2 separate regions of the Mus musculus genome follow, and region 2 is linked to region 1. Evidence: chromatin loops called from intact Hi-C (ENCODE). Cell type or tissue: left cerebral cortex. All regions are shown on one strand.

What was found. Hi-C counts contacts between places; a loop is a spot of excess contacts. Peaks named below come from ENCODE experiments on the same cell type or tissue, not always from the same donor. Only the 100,000 strongest peaks of a DNase experiment are listed, where the experiment ranks them.
Region 2: a loop joins it to region 1, with 6 times the contacts of the local background. A loop is called at or near these places in 2 of 42 quality-filtered maps.

Annotation. Positions count from the first base shown.
Region 1 is chr12:29,533,038-29,541,037 of GRCm38, forward strand. All of the region lies in intron 1 of Myt1l (myelin transcription factor 1-like), which reads left to right. Among named protein-coding and RNA genes, the nearest start is that of Gm20208, 5.9 kb to the left of the region's middle. In left cerebral cortex, CTCF peaks have their summits at 115, 1,450 and 2,330; DNase peaks (open chromatin) are centred at 372, 1,491, 2,009, 2,996 and 3 more places; H3K4me3 peaks cover 6,345 bases; H3K27ac peaks cover 5,772 bases.
Region 2 is chr12:29,625,970-29,633,969 of GRCm38, forward strand. All of the region lies in intron 2 of Myt1l (myelin transcription factor 1-like), which reads left to right. Among named protein-coding and RNA genes, the nearest start is that of C630031E19Rik, 56 kb to the right of the region's middle. In left cerebral cortex, CTCF peaks have their summits at 2,612 and 4,061; DNase peaks (open chromatin) are centred at 2,642 and 4,100; H3K27ac peaks cover 1,664 bases.

The DNA.
Region 1 (8,000 bases):
AGGGTGGGGGGTAAAGAAGGGGAGGGAGGCATTCTGATGGCAGTGGACAAGGCATTGTCTATGGGAAGATGGAGGGACACTGGGTGTCCCCAGCAAGCCTCCTTGTGGAGAGCTGTGGTTTCTGTCAGGGCATTGGAGAGGGAGCAGGCAGTACCCTGTGTAGTAACCACGCGCCAGGCAGATGCTCTTCAGAGGAATTACCTCTGAGAGCAAGAAGAGGGTGTTCCTGGGACCTTGGGACTGCTGTCAGTCTCCCTCAGAAACCAGTCCGCACTGTGCCTATGGAGGCCCCCAGTGGCTGAGCTGTGGGCTCTGCTTCGCACTCCTGTGCACAGGGCTGACGGTGCGGGTCCTGATGGGAGGGGTGGAGGGAATGCAAACACGGAGGGATCTGTGACCACACGTGCCTGGGGCTCTCCATGGCAGTTGAGGAGCTGCGTGAGTGAGACAGACTGCTGAGGAGGACTTGCTGATGGCCACCAACTCATCTGCCGAGAGGTACCTCTTCCCTTTCCTTTAAAGGTGACATGTGGTTGCTTATTTGCCTGGCTGCCGCAGCTTCCAACTCCTCTGAGTGATCTCAGATGGTCTCTTAAGTAGTTCCCACAGCCATTTCTCCACCTGCCTGGCCACCGTCCACTCTTGTTTGGTTACACACTATGACAGGATGGCATGATTCAGGGTACAGAGGGCCAGCGATGGAACCCTCTCGGCTACAGCTGCCCCTCAGATGAACATGCCTATGGGCTGCTTGTCTGCAATCTCCCAGAGTTGTTCTCATCAGGAGTCTGGATAGTCAAAGCTAGCTTCCAGGACAGGGGAGGTACCTTGATGATTTAGTGTGCTCTACTAAGAGGCTGGTGAGGGAAGGGGACAACTACTACCACAGAAAAGCATTTGTTGCTTGCCCTAAGAGGCTATTTATAGAATCAGCACCTTGGGGTGGGGGGAACAAAACAAAACAAAAAACCCAAATAAACAAGCAAACAAACAAACAAACAAACAAAAACCCCAAATGGCACAGAAAGTCATATAGCTATGCCCTCTTTTGTGTTTCTGGCATCTTACTGGGTCTGCTCTTTTTTAAAATAAACTTTTTCTGTTTTCTCCTTTTCAAATGCTGGTATCATGAGCTAAAAGTTACTCAGAGAATAGTTCTGTCTCTTGTTTTAAAGGAAGATGAGAAAAGGAGCTTGTACCGGATGGGATACTGTAGTGTGGCTGAGAAGCCAGGGAGATGGTGGGAACCCTTCAGTTAACTCTCTGGTGCCCGCTCTCCAGTCTTAAGAGCTGCCAGGGGAGGTCCCAATGCCTTTTTGTTTTGTTATGATGTGTAGCTGTAGTTCCCGTGAAAACACCAAGGCTCTGCTGACTTTGCTGAGGTTTCTTAAGCCACTGTATGCATTTACCATAACGTCAACGATAGGGGAGATTTTCTGAGATACATCACCTAGCGGGTAGCAGCCAACAGTAAGCCTGCGTATTTACAGTTCTCATCTATTACATTAAATACAGCACTGCACATCACACACTCCGCTCTAGAGATTTAGAGGCCTGTGGGTACAGTGTAGGAAGCACACAGCACACATCCCAATCTTGCCTGACTACTGAAAGCCTAGTAAACAGGAAGGCTAGAAATTACTGGTTTTAACTCACAGCTGTTAGGTTGAGAAACATCTAGATCAGTGATGAAGTTAGGGATTGAGGAAATGGCTGCGTTTTGTATTGCTTAAAGGACAGCAGCCCGCCCGAGCAGGGTAAGTCAGCAGGATGCTCCCGGTGGGCCTCTGCGGCAGCGATGTGGTCTCTAAGGAAACCTGTGCCTGATGCTCGCAGCTTGGGCAGTGCTGGCGGCCCAGGGCCGTCTGTCTGCTGCCTGCTGATGGAGGCTGCGCCGCATCCACCAGGCAGGGCTCTGCACGCATGCCCGTCTTCCCCGGCGTTTAGTGGTGTCAACTTATTAATTTCCATCTTCGACTTCAGGCCTGTTAGTTTCCTGTCTGAAAGCATTATTACTTTTGTCCATGTGGCAAAATAATTAGCATACAGATGAGAAGTGGCCCCGTGTCTGCGCGCCGATAGAGAGAAGATGTGCGGTTCGAAGTTGATTGGATGAATGGAGAACAAATGGTGGGCGTTCAAAAGCATTAGAAGAGTTTTGTAGTCGCGGAGCAGGCTGGAGAATTTTCTGGGTGAGTCCCTAAGATGGAAGGCAGGGGTGGCTGCCGTGGGAACAATTGCTTGTCAGAGGCTGGCTTAGCTGAAGGTGCGGAGAGGGACTGCAGGCGCAGAAAATCCATTCTTCAGGTTTCTCTTTGAAATCCCCTCCAGGTAAATGTGTCCTGTTGTTTCTGGAGCCGGGGCTGCGCTTCCCAAAGTGGAGCAAAGTTCAACTCTTAAGGGCAGTAACAAAAGAACAGTCTTTTGCTGGTGCTCGGGTGGCCTCTTCATCCATCTTCCATGCATAAGTGTGAAGTGAAAATTAACTGTTTAGAGATTAGTGTTTTCAGAAATTTACAGCAGCCATTATTCAACGTGTTTAATTAATATTTTCTGGGACAGTGTACGGAGACCAGCAGAATTAGCAAATGTTGTTTAGATAAAAGCCAGACATAATTAGTTTTGACTAGTATATATTTTTCCTAGCTGGAAGGAGATTTTAGCTCATTTAACCAGTTACTTATTGGGGGCAGTGGAAACTGAACTGATGGTTTTCTGTAGGTCTGTAGGATGCACAGAGGGCAAATGTTAAATGAGTACAGCCTTTGATACTTAGTTCTATTGAGAAAAAAAATGAGATTTTTTTTTCCAAATCAGTTTTCTGAGTTCATAAGTGATAATGAAGCTTCCTGGAGCCTTGAGTTTCTATTGTCAACAGTGGCATACATTTCTTATATAATTCTGGGACTAGCGTGCTGGAGCATGGGTGTTTCAAAATTCAGTTCAAGATGCTTCTGGGGAGAGTCACTGATGAAGAGTCCTTTCCTGTCTTAAGGATTCCTACCCTCCTTAGAGGGAAAGGTCCGCATTTTAACTGACCTAATTATTTAGTTTGTTTTTAAAGTTAAACTTCAATAGACATCACAGCCTCTTAACTGTGTCTCTGTAGTTTCTTGGATATTTCAGAGCATGCCATGCTTTCATTTTGAATTTTTAAAAGCCTTTTTCAAAGTGTTGCTATACTTTAGAAATGACAGTGACTATGTGACAGACATACAACTTTGGTGGGGGGGGCGTGCTGAGCGGGGGTGTGATTTGCTCTGTTTCGGAAAGTATGCCTTTATAAAATTAGAAACAACAAATGCCTTCAGTGAACCCAAAGCCTCAGGTGTGACACTCTGGGCACAGGCTTGCCCCTGCTATGGAGAACTGATGATTTTCCTGCTAAAATTGCAAGTTTCTGTATATTCACATTAAGATGTCTTTTTTTTTTTGCATAACAGGGAAAAATCTCAATTATCCTGTAAGTGCATACAAATGTTGCTTCTATCGCCTTTAAAAAAATTAGCTAGTAAGCTAGAACGTGGGGGGAAAACAACTCAGGTTTAAATGCGTAGCCCAAAGTAATGAATACCCAAGAGTTTCTCTCTCTCTCTCTCTCTCTCTCTCTCTCTCTCTCTCTCTCTCTCTCTCTCTCTCTCCTGAACTCCTACCTAGAGGGAGGCTATTCTGCACTCCTCTTTCCATGCTAGTTCCTTGCGGAGTTGGGTCCATCTTTGTGAGTAAAATAACTCTCTTGTTTTCTGATGGGCTATAACTTTCTTGGAGCAGACATTAGCCTTTCCTTTTTACCCTCTGCTTGGCCATTTAGAAGCAGGGAAGCCCTTGAATGTCACTTACCCACGAGGCTTCCTTTGTGCCTGGCTGCCTCTCACAGGTGAAGTCCTTTTTTTTTTTTTTTTTAAAGGGCCACAATTATGTCACCAGAGTTTCCACTTGAGGGAGTTAGTTTTACCGCTTGTAGTCCTGTCTGTTTTCAAGGCTCCTTGCAGTGGGTAAGGGCTTGATCCAAAGACAATGAACTGTCTCTGAGCTGGAAATATGTTCATATGAGCCAGCCTGAAAATGTGATTTCTAAGGGGACTTTTAATTTTATTTTTTAACTTTTCCTCTGAGGTTGAATAATAACTTTAGAAGAGATTACAACCTTCCATAGCTAAATCATGCAATTCATCCATGAGGTTCCAAATGCCTGGTGCCCTGCCTTAGCTGCTCTGTGGGCAGTGGTTGCCCTGGGGGGATCTGTATCCTAGGAACTCTGCCCTTAGCCACATGTGCTGCCTATGAACAGAAAAGGAAAATATCAACAGTTTTCTCCCAAAATGCCACTTGGGCTTATTTCCTTTATAATTCTGTGCTGTGGTGTGTTCTCACACACTAAAGAGAATGTGCTGAGCTCTCCCATGGTTCTGAGAGTGTAAAACATGAATATTTTTAAAGTTGCTGGGGTAAAGGTGTTGTGTATATGCTGGAATATTTGAGGCATTGGGTTAATGGATGCACCATGTAAACCTGCCCTAGACATATGTATGTACTCATTAATATAGTTGTAAGAACTTTGTACACTGCCTGCTTCCTGCTGAAATCCGATGGCTTAGGCACCCCACTCCCTGAAATTGCCTTGAGAAAAATCACCCCAGTTGAGCGTTTGCTTCAGATGTTTTCAGGTTGAGTGTCAAGCTTGGAACTTTAAGTCAGACAACTCGGAGATGAATAAATGATGGGAGGGGTGCCTCTTTTAGTATGTCGACAGGGATTTTTTCATTGTAAGATTTCCAGCTCCAACATGGCCTTGAAAAGCACCTCAGCCATTGTCTAAACTGAACCTTAGTGTGTTCTAGTCTGCACTCCCAGAGTGTCTTTACAGAAGTCAGCACCCACTTCTCAGCTCCTGGGGCTCCTACATCCCTGAATCCTATAGGCGGGGGTTGGGGGGGACAGTTCTCAGAGACTGACTTTGAATTTGGTGCCATAGCCTCTCCCTGGTCCACGTATTCCCCCTAGCCAGTGCCATCTGAGCAAAAGCTGAATGCACAGTACACTGTCGCCATGAAACAATGCTAGCCAGACTTGTGGTGGAAATAATCCAGTCTGCAGGGCACCCCATAGAGAGCCATCAAACCGAGTCTGCTCTGGAGCTGTCTAGGAGAGTGTGAACATTCAGAAATCAATGCTGCATCTGCTGGTGGACCCTCTGGTTCCCTGAAACCCCCACCTGCCTAGTGCATCTGGGCAAGAGCTTTCAGAAGCCAGCTTCCTTCAGGATAAATTTAATACGTCTTGAGGGCCAGGCACAAGCAAATTGATTCTATCTCTGCAGCAGGAACACTCATAAACATCTGTAAGGATACAGATTCCCAACAACTCCAGGATGAGAGGATGCGATTTTGTGAAATATTCTAAGCCTCCTCCCTTCATACCTCATGCCAGCATGGCATTTTTTAATTAGGAAGTTGATTAAAAAGGGCACGGCAGACCAGGATGTATGGTCCTTTGGCTTTCGTCCAGCTGTTTGTTGACGGAATGGTGAAAGGCATTGCTCATCACCCGTTTCAGGAAAGAGAGAGAATCGGAATGGTTACAGGGCAGAGGGGTGGTGAGGATGGGGCTGTCCTGTGCTGCGTGCTGTAGGTAGTTGGTTGTAGCTTCCTCTGTGCAAAGCTTTCCTGCAGACAGACTTGCCGGCTTCCTCCATGACCCAGGTCACGTGCGCTTTGCAGATACCTGGGAACGCCGGGCAGCTCTGTGCATTACACTGAGGAATTCTGGACTTCTGGCTTTCCAGTAGTCAATAGGAAAAGTCATGATCATTTGCATTTTCTGGATGGACGTCTCTTTTGGCCACATTTCCTGTAGGCTGCCGTCACCAGTGATAGCTCTTCTAATCTCTATGATGCAGCGCTCTTAACCTCAATAGGAACTGGTTTTGTTTTGGCTATTTTTTTTTCCTTTTTTTTTTTTAAAGGAAATCCTTTTCTTTACGGGATCTTTTTTAGAGCTTGAAGTATATTATCACAGGAATAAAATTTTATGTCTACTTGTAGTATTCCCATGGCTAATGTGGTGTGAATAAGTACCCTGTTATGAATTTAACCCTGTCCATCCTTTTCATTGTTTGAGCACTTCCTGAGATCAAGTGCGCCTGAGAAAGTAGAAACAGATCAGCAGCTAAGACTGACACTGAGACGCCCCCCAAGCTAAGGCAGAGGCCCTAAGGGCTTTCATATGACCTCGGGGGAGCTGCTCAAGGCTCAAGACAGGGGACGTGGGGAGATGTCTTCAGTCCAGTGGGACTGATCAGCTGATTGGCAGTGAGCCTGTCTTTTGTTCTCCTCCCCCCTGAAACTCGGTGCAAGTTTGCTAATTATTTTTAGATTCTGTGTTTTAGGAAAGTTCAATGATAGATCTCCAGCAGTCAGCAGCCATGGTGGGCATCCCTCTCAATTTCAGCTTTTTCTCCTGGCAACAATGGCACAGTCAACACTAATGATGAAGACTGTGGCTTCTTAGTCAGCTTCTCCCTCCACCCTTTGCCTCTGATGGAATATCCTTTCAGTGTGCACAACTTGAGCTCCTACTGTGTGCAGAGCCAAGAGAGGGAACCATCCTGCAGGTAGTCAGGACCTAAGTATTTATCTGTCTGTCTGCCCATCTGCTGACAAAAGGTAATGGTAATGCCTGCAGGGCAACTTTTCCTTGAATAGATTTGGAAATAGATTTTTGCTTTTCCGACTTAAGCAGAGTGGGCTGAACCCCTTGTTTCCTCTTTCTGGGTAATAAATACTCTGGTGGTCTTCCTGAATATTAGCACGATTGCATAGCATTGTGTAACTGTTTCTGTACGGATTACATATGTTAGTATATGCCCTTCTCTTACAAGCTAGAAATAAAAGTTCAGATATTTTGGGGGGTTCTGGATAGCTGGTCTTCTTTACCGTGGTTTCTTATACTTGGGTATAGAGTCCAGCCTTTTCTCATTCGAGAATATGAGACAGTAAACATTGGTGAATGTCAGATTTCCTTATACTTGGGTATAGAGTCCAGCCTTTTCTCATTCGAGAATATGAGACAGTAAACACTGGTGAATGTCAGATGTCTTCTTCTAAGTTTCTGGACATTTCAGGGCTGTGGGTAGCAGGGGTCAACAACAACAGCTTTGGGTGGGGTGTGGCCAAAGCCTCTACTGCTAACTGAAGTCAGCCTTCCAGCAGACAGACAGATCTCTGGGCTATCTAGCATCTCTGTTACATGTACAATATGAGCTGTCCTGACACTGTGCAACCAGCTGAAGAGCCATTGGCTACAGAAGCCTTTGGCAGCAGCAGGAGGAGAATTCAAATGAGAAGCTGGTGAGGCAATTAAACACTCTGAGAGCAACTGCCACCTTGCCACCCAGCAGACTCCACTGGACAAACCTGTAGGTCCAGGATTCAAATTCTGTCATTCAGTCCTCTGACAGACACATTTGTTGATGGAGTTAGATTGTTAAATTCTCTCAGAGTATGAAAGACAAAGGGTGTAGGGATCAGAAAGCCATATAGCTTTACTTAAAGATGGAATCAATTGCATAAAGCAAGAGATATGGGTAGCTGACAGAAATCCTAACCACGTGCTTCAGTAGACTCTAGACTCATTTCTGTTTCTCCTTTGTTTTACATGTGATGTCTGACTCTAAATTAAAATTCAAGAAATTCCCCCATTAAACTCTTCAGAACCTCCCAGTGCCCTTTTCTGTGATTCTGAGAGAAGTCATGGAGGTCTTGCCGCCCAAATATTCTTTGGCTAATTTGTTGTTACTGGGATATTGTTAGCTCCAAAACAACCCTTCTCCCTCAGAGACTCACAGTGCACGCCAAGCTGTGTCATGTCAGTCCCCCAGGGACACGTTGGCACACCTGTTTACAAATGGGCTAGGCCACCTGTTCCTCTAGCTTCAGAGTTAATGATCAGAACAGGGTCTGACCACCCAGCTCACATGAGGGGTAGAGAGTCACTGTGAG
Region 2 (8,000 bases), 93 kb after region 1:
CCCTATTGCAGGAAGTAACCTGCCTGGATTCCAGACTCTGGTCCCAGGAAGAGCATTTCTTCACAGGAGAGCTGAGGGGGTATCTGTCCTGCCCTGTACTCCAGGGTCAGAGTCTGAAAGGCTGAGGGACAGCCAGAACTGCAAACAAAGCTATTGAAGGGAAACTGAATGTGTGAGAGCCACTGCCCACTGCTGGTTCCAACAGGTGCTCCCTGTATCATTGGTGGCTCAGGAGTTAGGCTCAGGCTTCTGTTGGTTGTCCTAATGGTGAGGCTTTTTCTGAGGGGCAAGGCAGCAAGCATCAGCTGTTCCCAGGGATACATACTGCTTGCTGTCTACCCTGTAACAAACACATAGAGCCTTCTAGTAAATACCTATGGAGGAAGCTTGATGACTGCAGAAGCAGACACCATGCTGTCCCTAACCTCGTGGGACCCCATCCCTCTCCCTGATGTCTTTTGATGAAGGATGAAAGGGGACCTGACTCTGCATTTTGTGTCCGAACAGTCTGCCCCTGGTGTTCCCACCCCTGTGGACCTGCAGCCAGCTTTCATTCTCAGAACCCCTGCTGTGCCCCTGGCAGCTGCAGTCTGCCTCTCTCTGCCTTGACCTCAGCCAAACTCTCACCACTAGTGTTTCCCCTCCCCTAGGGGTCTCCTGTTCTGGAAAATGGAGAGTCACACCTTCTGCAGATGCTGCACTTCCACACAGCCATGAGCAGTGTTGGGCCAGTAGCTGGGGCTTCATTTGCTGCTCTGTTTGCTTAGTTAGATTAAAAACTGCCTGGCAGGAAGCTTTCCAACTGTCATAGAAGATGTGGGGCTGACATTTTTCCTGTGCCTCTGTTCCTCATGAAAACCCGATGGCATTTGCTTCACAAATTCAGAGGCTGGCTTCACTGTGACCTCTGGCCTGGACCTTAGCCCGATGGCAGAAGGAGATCCTACAGGCAGGCTCCCCAGAGTTCTGATGTCACCTTCCCCACAATAGACCACCCTGTGAACTCCCTGTCTACTCCAGTATCTGAAAGTGTCCATGGTGACCATGTTCAGTGTACAAGGACCACACAAGAGTGTCCTTGGAGCACTGACAAAGAAACCTGCCCTCCATGTGAGTATGGAAAAGGTAGCATGGAGTATGTGCAGAAAGGCCTGTTCTGAGATAGGATAGCTCTTTAATCATCTGTTCATTTCCCTATTTCCTATCAGACACTGAGTGCTTCCTGCATGCCAGGTCCTGTGGAGATGCCACGGGGAATAAGTAAGATGAGTTCTGAATTTCAAAGAACTTTCTCATGGTGAGAAAAACAGGTGGGACTAAAGAAATATTGGAAAATTAAAAGTTGATACTATGAATAAAGAAAAACCTCAGCTATAGAGAATACCATCAAATCTAAGAGCAGAGTGGAATACCCTTTAGGCATGCATGGGCTGTGACTTTTAGAGGCAGCAGCCTGTTCAAGAGTCCTGAGGCACTCACAGAAGAGTGCTTGCTCATGTGCTTGTGTGTGTGTGTGTGTGTGTGTGTGTGTGTGTGTGTGTGTGTGTGAGCTACACACTGCCCTGGAGTTATGCTAGGAAGTGATTCAGATACCAGGTCTATTCATGGTCTTCAGTGACTTCTTTTATGATAGGTGTAGCTCCACTTGAAAATTTAAATAGAGATATTGTTAAGTATTATTTATTTGTTTATTTATTCATTAAAATAATTAGAAACCCATTACATGTTAATAGAAGCGATATATATTTATGAAAAATAGCCATGTTTCCTACAATTATCAGGGAAAGGCAGTGTTTCATGTTCCCCACTGCATTCTCTTATTCTGCCTCACCACACTGCAAAAGTGGTTTTACCTGACACGTCTGAAGATCATACTGCTGGGCAAGGGAAGACCTTGGCCACTCACAAAGGTGCAAGGCTGTCTGAAGGCCTGGAGCCACATTCCAAGAACTTCTCTAGGAAACTCTGTTCTTGCATCAGGAGAGGGAGAGGAAGATCCAGAGCCATCTGCAGTCTTGGTAGGAGCAAGGTCACAGAAGCTCCAGGGGGCAGGGGAAACTGTTGAAGCTCTACGTAAAAGATTAGTAGCAGCTCTGTGCAAACTGGCTTTGCCAAGGTCATCGTTTCGCCTAGTGGAGCATACACAGAAAGCTGGATGCTCTAGGAAAATCGGCTTGCAAACTGCTTTCCAGAAGGCGCGGGGACAATAAGCCCGAGCCTTGGCTTGCGAACAGTACCCTGCAGTCAGGTGTAACTGATAGGGCATGGTAGAATCTGTCTGTAATCCTAGCACTTAGGAGGTGAGGTGGAGAAATTTACAACAGAGGAGTGAAGGTCTTCCAGGCATAGGGTTTCCATGTTTACACGTGGAAGGACCATTGGAAACTCACACCATATACATCTTGTCCCCTGCAACTGGCCAGCCTGTAGGAAAGAAGGCATCATCTTCTCTGTGCCCCTGAATCCTTTCATCCATAAATAAGTGCCAGGCTCAGAGAACATTGTCATCTGGGAGACGGAGCCCCATTACGGGACCACAAAAGACCAGGAAAACATGGAACAGGGAGGGATCACCAAGAATGCAGCCTTCTTCTGAGGTCTGGACTGCCCCCTGGCTGTCAGTATGGCGTATGGCTCTCCGTAGATCTGGTCCAGCATGTCGACTAGGGACGATTTTCTAGGCCATTTAAATAGGTGAAGTGATTATGTGACCTGGTGATGTCTGGTAATGTCCCAGTGGTGTGTCAACACAGTAAACACTGTGTGGCACCCATCTGCCTGAGGACAAATCTGTGCCAAAAACCCAAGCCCACTCAGAGACAATTCCAGAGGGGCCAGTGTTAATCTCCACTCCACTGACAGTACCTTAAACTCTACCTCCAGAGCCATAACAGAGCTCATATCCAGAACTGTAAACAAGGCAGTTGTGAACTTGGCGTCCATCACGAGCCCATTAGAACATGAAGACTGATATTTGTGGGCTTAGTTCAAGCATGAATGCAGGTGTTTTGATCTATGAAGGAAGCATCTATATGTATAATTCCTTTCAGGAAACATTGTGTTTGTTTGTTCGTTTGTAGTGCTGAGGCAGGACTCAGTCTTGAGCATGCTAGTTAAGCTCTCTGAGCTAATCCCAAGCCGTGTCTTTAAAACACAGGCTATATTCAAAGATGGTTAGGGTCACATGTAAACATTATTGGATTAGTTCTCTAAAGAATATTTTAAACTCAATTTTAATATTTCAATGTGGAAATAAGCAAATGTACTATGTACCCTATTTATTAGTATAAACAAATTATAAATAATTAATTCATATGTATTTCTATAAACACGAGAAACAATCTTTGGGTTTTTTTTTTTGTTTTTAAGTATACTCTCGTGTTTCTTATAAAGAATTAGAAATAGGATTGGGATGATAGCTCAGTGAGTATCTTGCAAGTAAAGTACTTGTCTTGCAAGAGTGAGGACTTGAGTTCAATCCCTCAGTATCCACAAAAATGCATATGTACCTATATGCATGCATGCATACAAACATACATAGGCCAGGTGTGGAGGGACATATTTGTAATGCCAGCTCTGGAGAGGCAGAGACAGATGGATTCTACCCTGCCTAACCTGTTTCATGAGTCCCAGGCCAATGCGAAACTTTGCCTTGAAACAATAAGGATGGTGGCCTCCAATCCTGACAGATGTATGTGCACATGCCGTGGGCATCTGTATGTACACTGAGACACAACAGGAACAGACACAGGCATGCACACATAGCAAGCAAGCACATAGTCTGCGTGTACCAATTCGGAGTATCTTTGGGAATGCTAGAAAAAAGGCTGGGTGAAGCAGCTCTGGCCACAGTGAGTCTGTCTGTATTGAGTTTGATGATGAATGCAGCAAACAAGGATGTGGGACTTTCACAGTGTATTTTTAGCTAGCTCTAAGGTATACCACCCTCCCCTCCTTGCAGAATTATTTTTAATTCCCCAGAGCATGCTCCCTGCCACTCATCACCATGTTTGGGGCCTGCTCTTTTTCACTGAGGCTGCAGTGCCTTCCTCTGGGTGCCGCTCATCAATGCAGAACTGATTTGGAGCTGAACTGTATAATAATAAGCCTTTCAGCGCCAGCCCCACACTTGCCTTGTAATTAAGGCCTGATGGTTGTGTTGACGGCAAATGAAAGAAAATGGCTTTGTTCTCTCTTCCCTGGCTTGATTGCGGGTTCTCTCGCTCACCTGAATTCCACCCATCCTGCATTGTGCCTGTGATTGCTGGAGGACCATAATTGCAGTCCCAGCAGATGACATTTCCAGGAGGTACAGTCTGTGCAGCTCCAGGGGGAACTGATGGAGCCGTGCCTGGTGAAACTCGTCAAGGGTAGATCTAGGGAACGCCTATGTGGAAGTTAAGCTGGGACCAAACACCGGGATCCTCCTCTGACATTAGCTGTACCCAGTGGTGCATGGCTGCAGCCCGCCTCACCCTCTGCCTACAGTCCAAAAGGACAGACTGAGCACAGGCACAAAAGTTCAGTAAGTGCAGGTGAGCCACACCTTTGAAAGACCTTTGGGGCTGAAGAGGTGGCTCAACAGTTAAGAGTATTTGCTATTCTTGACGAGATCCTGAATTCTATTCCCAGCACCCACGTGGCAGCTCAGAATTACTCTAGTTCCTGGGGACCTGATACCCTTTTCTGACCTCCACAGGTACCAGACATGAGCATACACAAGTAAAAGCTTACTACTCCTGCACACAAACAAAGAAACTGAGGCTGGGGCAGTGCCTCCATTTTACAGTGTTTGCCGTGGAACCACAAGGACCCCAGCTCAGATCTCCAGTTCTCATATAAAATGTCAGTGTGGCAGCTCACACCTGTAACCCCAGTGCTTAGGAAACAGGTACAAGAGAATCCATGGGCTCTTTGGCCACTTAGCCTAGAGGAATCAGGCTCAATGGGAGACCTTGCCTCAAAAAAGATGGTGAGGCATCAGTAAGACAGACTCCAGATAAGGATCTCTGGCCTATGAGTACACACACACACACACACACACACACACACACACACACACACACACACACACACACACAAATTCCTCTGGCAATGACTCAAGAAGGGGATCAGAAGCAGAAAACACTTAGGTAAACACACTCCTTTGAGCAGTTCTGGTACACCTTGCTTCCTCTGGAAAGGGCCTCATTAGACTTTATATGCAGCTTGCAGCTGTGTTCATCAGTTCTCTTTACTCATAAAGACTAAACTCAATGCCAGAGAAGACGTTTGTAAATATCCATAACCTGCCAGCATCTTGAAGCTGGTCTGATGGCTAATCTTGGTTGTCATCCTGACCACATCTGGAATCTAGTAAAACCCGAGCGGCTGGGCACACCTCTGGGGAAATTTTCTTGATATGGATCACCTGAGGTAAGGACACCTATGCTAAATCCTGATCATTTGAGCTCAGAAGCCCCACCCTAAAATCTGGGCCACACCTTCTGGTCGAAATCCACATCAAATGGTGGAAAAGAAGAAAGCTTTTGCTCTTTGCCTCCTTGCCCTCACTCTCACTGGCAAGATCATCGATTTCCCTGCTGAATTATGCCTTCACTGCTGTTAGAGCCTACTTCTTTAGAACTCTACAATAGACCAAAGGCAAGCTAAGACATTCAGACTCATGGAGGAGCCAACTACCTCTTCCTTCACCTTCCCGTTGAGAGACAGCCATTGCTTAACTAGTCCAACAACACCTGTAAACCAATCTAATAAATCCCCTTTAATATATGTATATGTATGTGTATGTGTGTGTATGTGTATGTATATGTGTATGTATATAGATACGGTGTATATTTATTTAATATGTATGTATACATGTATGTATGTATTCACCCTGTCAGTTCTGTTACTCTAGAGAACTCTGACTAACACAGCTAGTGTATGTGCCTTTGGTATTTGGATTTGACAGGAGATGCCCAAATCTGGAGTATATGTCCGAGAACATATATCAAAAGGAATAACCAAAAGTCGATCAGCTTCCATAGGACACTACATGAACCCTCCCACACTGCCACAATTTGTCTCAGGGTAGACTTCTCCCCACATAAACATCACATTTGCTCAGAGAAACTCAATTCACACTCTTTCACGACTGCAGTGATTACTCACAGTGGAAAACAACAACCAAGCATCCTTTCCTGGAGGATGAGTCTGGGTTTATCTGACATTCCACTCATCTGCTGGACAGGCTACTCAGTGGGAAGGACTATGGTGCAGAAGTGAGGGTTAGCCCATCCTGAGGCCTTGGGCATGTTCCTTACTCTCTTTCATTCTTAACATTTCTGCCATAAAAAGAAAGTTTAAACCATCTGTTATAGTGGATGCCTGTAATCCCATTGCACGGAACGGAGGTGGGGGTAAGGAGAATCAGGAATTTAATGTCATCCATGGCTATGTAGTAAGTTAGAGGTTATCCTGGGATGTCTCAAGGAAACAAAAACAAAAATGGAGGGGAAGGAAATCTAACTTCTGGCAGAGACCAATCACTACTTCTTTATTGTTATCTCTATATTTTCATATACGTTTTTATCAACATATCTGGACTTTTATTGAGTTTTAAAGTTTGCAGGAAGTGTAACAGTAAGCATATGACAGTACAGGTCAGCGTGACTTCAGGGATGCATGCAATCTTCACACCAAGCCCAGGGAGTGGGGCATGGGTCCCTGGAGCATATATGCTCATGGAGAGGAGGTGGCTAGGGGGCGGGCGGAGTCCCAGGCTCTGTTCAGATCTCTTAGAACACCCTTGAGGAGTGTGTTAACTCAGCCACTTCTCCTCACTCATCCCTCCCATCTCTGTGTCCCCAAGACTCGGAATAGCATGTCACTTGGACTCTAGCACCACTAGCAGTGAGGTTGACTGATGTCTGTGGCAGTCCTGCCATAGGTCTCACTCGATTACCTTTACCTTTCTGAAGAGCTTGGTGGCCCAAGAGCTCATGATGATGTGCATGTTGGTAAGCTTGCCCAATAAACTTATAGAGGTTGGCAAATTCGTAGGCTTATGTTTTGCTTTTTTTGTATTATATTTACCTACATTGACAGAACAATGAAAGAAAATATTTTTTTAAGTGCTTGCTTCTTCCACCTCTCTCAAGAACAGTTTCTAATTATTTTAACTAAACAGTCTAACCACTCAGGATGCCTACAGCTCTAATGGCCAGCTTTTGTAAGTCACTTTGGTAGAAACAGTATTGCTGTAGGTTGGCTTTGCATATTGAATGTTACACATCCTTCTAACCAATGTTAACAAAGAGCAGAGTGAAGATCAGAACTTTTTAATGAAATGACTCCTGCTATTGACACTGATGTTGATTTATAATCTGGCAACATTTTAGAATTCAAAATGATGAGCTTGTTTATCAGATCACTTCGTAGCACGCTTGTAAATATAGAGTTTTTAAATTCTGTGACGCTTTGCAAAAATAGTGTGAAAAAATGAACATGTTGTGAAGGCATGAAATAACCCAGGGATCTTTATTTTGTAGGCTAAAGAGGATTGCATGAGGCCTTGATGCACCAATAGGCTAAAACCTTATGCTGACAAATTGGGATTCGCTGGGTCATGACTGCAGATCCTGTCTGTCAGGGTGCAGCCTTTCTGGATGGATGTGCTCACAAACCTAGCTAGCTGAGATGATGAATAATGTGACCCAGCTCTGTGTTCACTAATGAGGAGTGAGGGTTGTCGTGAAGAGGAGGTTCAATCCACCTCACAGTTGGGTACCAGCCCAGAGAATTGCTAGAATGCAAGTGAGCATGCATCCTCGGGGCTAAAATACCTGATGAACTCAACATGTAAAGAGTTATATTCAGTTATATTCAGTCTGTTGCTATTTGTGGTTCCTATTAGCGGGTAAAGGTAGGGACATGTGTACGTGCAAGGAGCATTGCATGTGCATGCTTGTGTACGCGGAAAGCAGGAGTTAACCTTGGATGTTATTCTGCCTTGTATT